Linked DNA regions of Homo sapiens: region 2 is linked to region 1. A link is an interaction called in ENCODE POLR2A ChIA-PET data of the cell type or tissue named here. Cell type or tissue: MCF 10A. All regions are shown on one strand. Region 1 overlaps IGF1 (insulin like growth factor 1). Region 2 overlaps IGF1 (insulin like growth factor 1).

Region 1 (4,000 bases):
GTGCAAAGCATCTACTGCTAAGTTCCCAGTAAACTTGTGTTTTGTTTTTTTTTGTTGTTTTTTTTTTTTGAGATGGAGTCTCGCTCTGTCACCCAGGCTGGAGTGCAGTGGCGCGTTCTCAGCTCACTGCAACCTCTGCCTCCCGGGTTCAAGTGATTCTCCTGCCTCAGCCTCTGTAGTAGCTGGGATTACAGACGCCTGCCACCATGCATGGCTAATTTTTGTACTTTTTAGTAGAGATGGGGTTTCACCATATTGGCCAGGTTGGTCTCGAACTTCTGACCTTGTGATCCACCCGCCTTGGCCTCCCAAAGTGCTGGTATTACAGGCGTAAGCTAAATGTGTGTTCTTAATCTTCCATTGGGTTCTGCTTTCTTTCTTTCTTTCTTTCTTTTTTTTGAGTTGGAGTCTCACTCTGTCACCCAGGCTGGAGTGCAGTGGTGTGATCTAGGCTCACTGCAACCTTTGCCTCCCAGTTCAAGTGATTCTCCTGCCTCAGCCTCCCAAGTAGCTGGGATTACAGGCACGCGCCATCATGCCCAGCTAATTTTTTGTATTTTTAATAGAGATAGGGTTTCACCATGTTGGCCAGGCTGGTCTTGAACTCCTGACCTCAGGTGATCTGCCTGCCTCAGCCTCCTGAAGTGCTGGGATTACAGGCATGAGCCATCATGCCTGGCCGTGTTCTGCTTTCTTATAGGAGTTCTCTAGAAAAATGAGAGAAGGACACATGGGGCCACAGAATAGCATCCCTAATGTTCCCAAACTCCTTGAAATGTTTTTGTTCAATTCTCAATCAACACTGTTGATGGTCTGTAGCTGATCAAACCCGCAAAATAGATATTATTAAGGATGCCATCTCTCTGCCTAACTACTAACCAAATTAATTAACAGGCGGAGAAACACACTAATTTGAATTTTACCTTTTGTTTTTCTGTTTAAGAGGCATACCAGCTCAAAATAAGAAGTTCTTTAAACATCTGCAATGCCCAAACTAAGAAAATATTCAGGAATGAAATGGGAACAAATTAAAAGAAAGCCTCATAAAGCGTTTAATCTCCATTCTTCCTCTCAAGCCAAATTAATCCCAAATTTCTACAAGAAAACATTAAGATACCATCTATGCTTCACTCTTTAAATTAGCGGGGGGCTATAGCAAAAAGAATTGAGGTTAGATTGACCAACCACATACATCCTATTTTTTGTCTCCAATAGAGAGATTCTTTTTCTTTTCTCTCAAAGCACAAGGTATAAAGTGTAAAGTCTGAGCGGAGGGATTCCCTGGTCTGTTTCTTCTGGGTCTGTCTCAGCATCACAGCAAAGCCATGGGCTGAAACTCACTTGAGTGAAGCAGATGCTGTACCAAGTAGCATGATTCCCATGCACACACGTGCACGGTGGAGGCCATTCAAACCAGCTGGGATATCGTCTGGTTTGCATTTGGCTCTCTTCCCAGGCTGTCACATGTGACTTCTTTGTTGCAGACAATGACAGTGACAAAACAAAAGCACTCAGGGACTAGGTCTCAGTTGCATCTGTTGCTTTGCTCATTGTCTTAACTTAATTACGCCAGCCACCCTTGACAATGGGCGGCAAGTGGAGGCATGTTAGAAGCAGCCGTCATCAGAGCTGGCACCCACCTTTGGTGCACTTCTTGAAGAGTTATGAAACTGTCTCACATTCAGTCAAGCAAAAACTTTTCACTTCAGCAGCTTGTCCAATACAAACAAACCAGCTGAAACTGTTTCTAGTATGCAACTAGACAGATTTTTAAAAGGAAAACAGTAGTGAGTAAATACTGTTTCCTATTGACACCAACGAAGGTAAGACTATTAAGAAAACATTGATCCTCCAGCTCACTGGGGTTGGTTAAAGAAGTTTACCCTTTAGAAGGAAAGGTTAACAAACACATTAGGAAATAAGTTTGTGGAGGGTTTGATTTGTGATATATATGATTACCCATTATGGACAGACACGCATATTTAGGGTGCTAGAAAAGGCCCTGAAGAGGCCATTCACCTTCTCCCATTATCTCTTGGTTCTTATCCAAGCTCCAAGCTTTCCTTTGGAAAGCTATCCACAGACTTTTCAATTAAGATTACTGTGCCAGGTGTGGTGGCTCACACCTGTAATCCCAGCACTTTGGGAGGCCGAGGTGGGCAGATCACTTGAGGTCAGGAGCTGGAGACCAGCCTGGCCAACATGGTGAAACCCCGTCTCTACTAAAAATACAAAAAATTAGCCTGGTGTGGTGGCGTGTGCCTGTAGTTTCAGCTACTCAGGAGGCTGAGGCAGGAAAATTGCTTGAACCCAGGAGGCGGAGGTTGCAGTGAGCTGAGATTGTGCCACTGCATTCCAGCCTTGGCGACAGAGTAAAACTCTGTCTCCAAAAAAAAAAAAAAAAAAAAAAAAAAAAAAAAAAAAAAAAGATCACTGAGGACTAATAACAACGGCAATAATAATAATCTTGCTTAACATTTGCAAAGGCTTTACAGTTTACAAAATAATATCACTGAATCCTTACAATCACCACATGAGGTGATGCGGTGTTATTCCTGTCAGTCCCACGTACAAGCTGAAGCTCGCTAACATTTAGTAATGTGCTTGAGGTCACAGAGGAACAAACTGATAGACAAAGGGCTAAAATAATAACAGTTCCCATTACTTGAACATTTGTCATGTGCTGGGGATTGTAGTATGTATGTAAATTGCATATATTTTCTTGTTTCCTATACTTCTCTCAGGGATAAGTACTACTGTCTTGACTGTTTTATCTTTAAGGAATCTGAAACTTAGGATAAACAACTTGCCTAATTTCTTATGATGGAGATGTAATAGTGGTTGGAATTTGGACCTATTCCTTCTGATTCTGGAGCTCACCAGTTAACCACTCTGCTAAACTGCCTCCCCAAGAGGTAAAAAATATCTAGTGCTTTCAAGTCCAAATCACTTTCCAATAGCAATAGTTGATAATATCATGAGCTGCCCATGCTTCCAGATGGGGGTAGATGCTAGTTTGGAGGGAAAGGCTGTGCCATGGGACAGAAGACTCAATGAGGAGGGTGAGTATTACCACAAGCTGGGACCCATTTGTAATGGTATTTATAGAAGTCTAGGAGCACAGTATTCAATTAGCAAAAGCAAACTCCCTAGGTATTATAACCCCCTTTTTTTCCTCCCCACTTATCTTTATGAGATTTTGCCTGAGAGATAGAATCTAAAAGGATAAAAATAGGCTCTTTAAACTTCAGGGAGGAAGCAGTGATGTTTTCAATAGACTATGTTTCCATCTCCACCCACTCCAAACAAGTTAAGTATTGTATGACATGAAGTCTAGGAAAAGCCTGGCACTCTATAAAAAATACTGGGAAAATTCTGTCCAGCATGGAATATCAGCAGCTTATTGTACAGCATAAAGTACTAACTCAGCATTGACCTGCTCCCAAAAAGGGCAAAATGAGAAGAAAAGAGCAGTGGATGATTGGAAAGAGGGCTCAGATATCAGCCCTTTACCTGTTGAAAGGGATGTGCTATAGCAATTTTGCTGGCTTGGCCTGGGGACATGTGAAATGGTGGAGGATGATTTAGATGTCTCAGTATCAACTTTGATATCTCTTTACTTCAGGGAATCACAAGTTCAAATTCCAGGAGAGTTGGATCAGCCTTTCCTCTCTGGCAGCCAGGCAAAGCGAGGGTCATGCGATCTACTCAGCACTTTGGGATGTGACTTCAAAACCAAAGAACAAGGTGCACATTTTGAGAAACGTGTACTCCTTGTTTATGTGGCTGCTTCTTTAACAGAGTGAGGGATATGTACTTACTGGACACAGTTTTGGTTAGCCCAGCATCACGTTTTTTTCTGGAAACCTCACCCCACTTTTTATGTGGTTGTAGGAATTCCCCCACCCCCTGCCAGTACAACGGCTCTTCTTTGGCTCTAGTGGATTGGAACAGGGCAGGCCCCTCCCAAGAGCCAGTGACCAAGTATGGTGGGGACATT
Region 2 (4,000 bases), 57 kb after region 1:
TCTTGCTTGGCTGTTCTTGAAAAATGTAACTATTGAAAAAGAAACTGGCAAGATCTTAAGGACTGGGGCTCAGTTCCTGGCCCCAGTGATGGGCTTGGAAATTGCAGCTACAGCAATTAGAAGTTCCAATTTCCAGTTCACAGAAGGTCAGGCCATGGGGTTATCCTTGGAGCAGTTCTATCATTCCTCTGAGGAAAGGTTCCACCAACTTGAGGGAATCTGGACCAAATACCAGTGAATCAGCATATATATTGTTAATGGCCACAAGCAGGTTTGACCTTAACATCATTTTTGAAATCTGCAGTGACAGTTGATCTTTTTGTACTCTGTCTTATCAAATGTGAGCCACGAATTAGCAAGTACCTCTTACTTCCTGCCATTCTCTAGATGGGGCTTCTCAAACCTTAACACGCATCCAAATCCTGTGGGTATCGGGTTAAAATGCAGATTTTGATTTAATTGGTTTGGGGTCAGGGCCCCTGACTCTGCATTTCTAAAAAGCCCTCAGGTTTCTTTGAGTAGCAAGACTCTATGTCTATGTGTATTTTCACACACTAAGCTTTGTTTTTCCTAAGCAACATTGATACATTCCCCTTAGACAATTTGTTAATCAAACCAATTAGCCCGTTGTAAACAAGAGATACAAGAGATTGTTTCTTGCCACAAAACACTTTCCCTAGCCAGTTTTCAAATCTGGTTTTTCTAAGAGATAGACTTTTCTGTTCTTTATTATTACTGTTGTTTTTGATATGTGTGTTGGGGAGGGAGATCAAAATCATTTATATTCATTGAAACCAATCATCCACTGAATGACTTTAAAACACTAAGTGGCCAGTGTCTACTTCAGAACCAGCCAGAAGTAAGCCTTTCTTTGTCTTTAGCTTACACATCATGATGCTTTTGTGCAATGTTACTGAACCCCCATCTGACTTATCTGGTAAGAGAGATTTTCATAATTGCATGCAAAGCACCGATAATCTACAGAAATGCCAGCCAGATTTGTGGCACTAATACCTTTCACAAGTCTTATGATTCATATGACTCAGGGCCCACAGACTGTCTAACTTAAGGGAAGCCTGAAATGATGCTTATTGTATGTGTGTCATTGATCTTCTCAAAATTCATCCTCAAATATCTGTTCCATACTAGGAGGTAAGAATCAGCAGAAAAGAAGGAATCTTTGGAGAGCCAAAACCATCTCTACACCAAATTGAGAGACTGGAATTATAAGGTGAATGCAATTAACTGGCAGTCGCATCCATGTTGAGAACACAGTCATCCCTTTAATAGAGAACATTTGCTGTGCTTGACAAACTCACAGTGAAATGGTTGGATCCATAGGAAGCAACATGCTGAAAATGGTTTCAATATGATCCTGTTTTTTCACTCAATAGCCATTGATTGAGGGTGTCCAGCCAAAAACAATGAGAAAATGAGCCAACAATAGTCTTACCCTTTGACCATATTAGATAAAGTCGCAGCTGAAATTTGTTATATGTTTCAGGAATAACAAAGCATCCATATGGAACATATATTTGGCAGTGTGGCAGCTGATGAAACCAGGAAAATTAGACAAATTATCAATTGCTCGCTCCCAAATTACCCCAAAAAGAAATTAGATCCATTTTCAGTAGCTTTGCCTTCAAATTTCTTCATTCCGTGAGTCACCACTACCTTCTGCCAAACTAAATATGTCTATGAACGGCTGGAAACTTTAATGGAAAGAAACATAAAACTCAAACTACGTAGGAAAATTTAAGCTTCTTCATGGAAGATCTTCGTGGAAGACTAGCAAGTTAGGAATGTGTGAAGACAGACAACACATCGATAATTCCTTTTGTTTGGGGTCACTTCTGAGTTAGAGAGCAATGCAACATGCTGGCTTGACTTCAAATTAAAATCAGCTTTTTCCTTTATTTCTTTTGTAAGCCTCCAATCCCTCAAACTACTAGGGTTTATTAAGGTACACAGTCCTACAGTCAGGTCGATCAGATTTGGGATAAAGAGACTTCATGATGTTATCCGATGGATGGTAGAAATTAGTAAATGAAGATTTCATGAATGGCTAAGAGCTTAATTTTCTAGAAACTATTCTGAGGTGTTACACCAGAAGAATATGACATAGCAGTTCACTTTGAGTGTATGGACTGTGGTTATGAGCACTACCCTCATATGAGTTTATTGAGGTTAAGTTTAAAGGGTCCAGCTGTGCAAAGAGCTCTGGACCAAGCATGAGGTGACTGAAATGTAGCCTTGGCTTTCCGACCAGTAGCTCCAGCTTTTCCGACCAACTTTTGTGACCTCATGCACATCATGTTTTTTCTGGACCTTGGTCCTTTCATCTGGGAAGTGAGAGCACTGGATCAGATTGCTCTATATGGTTCTTTCTAGCTCTCTAATTTTTCAATTCTGCATTGGCAAATAGAAACCACTTGTAGTGTTCTCTAAGGGCTGGTGCTCCAGCTGTGATTCATACCTTAGCCAGGGATGTACCAGTTGTTGCATACCTTCCCTTGCCCAACACTACTCCTTTTAAATAACTCACATAGAAGTAGAGAGGAACTGAGTGGAGGTTCTGTTCTCACTTTCATAAGTAGACCTTATTGGTGAGGGTCCAGTAGCCTTTGAAAATTACCTGTTGACTAGAGTTAGCTTAATCTTGAGCTAGGCATTTTCAGTGGAGCAGTGGTGAAGGGGTCCTAAGAGGTGACATCTCAAGTAGACTTGTTGACTTTTTTCTCCTATATCTTCAATCTCAGATCCAAAATGATGTCAGTAGCAAATTGTAAGTCATGGTATATATTCTGGGGACTGGAAGAAGGAAATAGCTTTTGGAATGACATTTTCAATATCAAATCAAGAAATTTTATTAAGTGCTCCATACTAGATGCTGTGAAAAACAGGAGGGGGGAAAACCCTTAAAACTTAGTCTGTGTTCTTCTGAAAAAGCTCAAGATAAAATAGAGAGAATGAAAATTTACAGTAGCAGCAGTAGCAGTAGCCAGTATTTGATTGTGTGGTTCAAAAGTGTTACAACTGCATCAAATGTTGTGTCTCTGGGAGCCATGGGATGTGAGGCCCCTGGGATAGAAGAACCACAGGGTCACTGGTCCATATGGTGATAAAACTCACAATTTTGATTTCATCAAAGCCATTCTCAAACAAAAAAATTTAATTCCCCTAAGTCAGGCTGTGATAAGAAAACAGTTTGGATGTACAACTTGAGAGTGCGAAGATACTTTTTCTGATTAGTGAGTACATTTCCTCTGCTGAATGCTGCTTTTTGAGGCTAAGCAGAAATCACCAATAGCTGACTTGAGAGAATAGAAATCTTTTGCCTATATGTGATATCTCTCAGTGACTACCCAATCACCTCGTGGGGAACAAAGTCTTTAAGCAAGCTCAGTGTGGTAAAATGATAGGCCCCATCTCTTTGCTGCTTCTTCCAATGAGAGGAAATAGTGATACTGAGTGAGCATTCTGAAGATACATTAATTAACTCTTGGGTGGTCTCAATGTAAAGTGATATGTGAACAGGAGGCAGCAACATGCTTTTCTTTTTTAATTAATGAGGTTGAGAAGATACACTGCCAAATTAACTTTTCCAGATTATAATTGTTGCCTAAGGTTTTACAGAAATCATGGCATTGATCTAATTTGTGAGCCATGATTTGGGATACAAGGCAAAAAGCATCCAATTCAGTTCATCAGTTGTGACTATTTGGATGGCCCTTCGTTTCCAAAGCACTTCTACAGCTGAGCCTCAGAACAACTCAGAAGTGTATTTTTATTCCCATTTTACGATAAGCTATGTAAGGCTCAAGGACGTTAAGTGACTTCTCCAAGGTCATAGAACTGTTCAGTAGGGGAGCTGGGTCAGGCCCAAATGGGGAACTTCTGACTGTTTCTGAGCAATTGAATGACTGTGATAGGACTCAGATAGGAAAGGCACAAGAAAAAAGGAGAAAAATTTGGTCATTACCTTTGAACCAGGCTTTTT

What was found. Peaks named below come from ENCODE experiments on the same cell type or tissue, not always from the same donor. Only the 100,000 strongest peaks of a DNase experiment are listed, where the experiment ranks them.
Region 2: POLR2A ChIA-PET joins it to region 1 with 5 read pairs; 2 of 35 experiments call an interaction of 5 or more read pairs at or near these places.

Annotation. Positions count from the first base shown.
Region 1 is chr12:102,404,707-102,408,706 of GRCh38, forward strand. All of the region lies in intron 3 of IGF1 (insulin like growth factor 1), which reads right to left. It overlaps LINC02456 (long intergenic non-protein coding RNA 2456), which reads left to right. Exons shown (of 13, transcript XR_007063427.1): 8 at 2,782-2,915; 9 at 3,626-4,000. Among named protein-coding and RNA genes, the nearest start is that of IGF1, 74 kb to the right of the region's middle. In MCF 10A, no CTCF peak of the experiment used is centred here; a DNase peak (open chromatin) is centred at 1,605.
Region 2 is chr12:102,461,579-102,465,578 of GRCh38, forward strand. All of the region lies in intron 2 of IGF1 (insulin like growth factor 1), which reads right to left. LINC02456 (long intergenic non-protein coding RNA 2456) reads left to right here. Exons shown (of 13, transcript XR_007063427.1): 11 at 1-4,000. Among named protein-coding and RNA genes, the nearest start is that of IGF1, 17 kb to the right of the region's middle. In MCF 10A, no CTCF peak of the experiment used is centred here; a DNase peak (open chromatin) is centred at 1,683.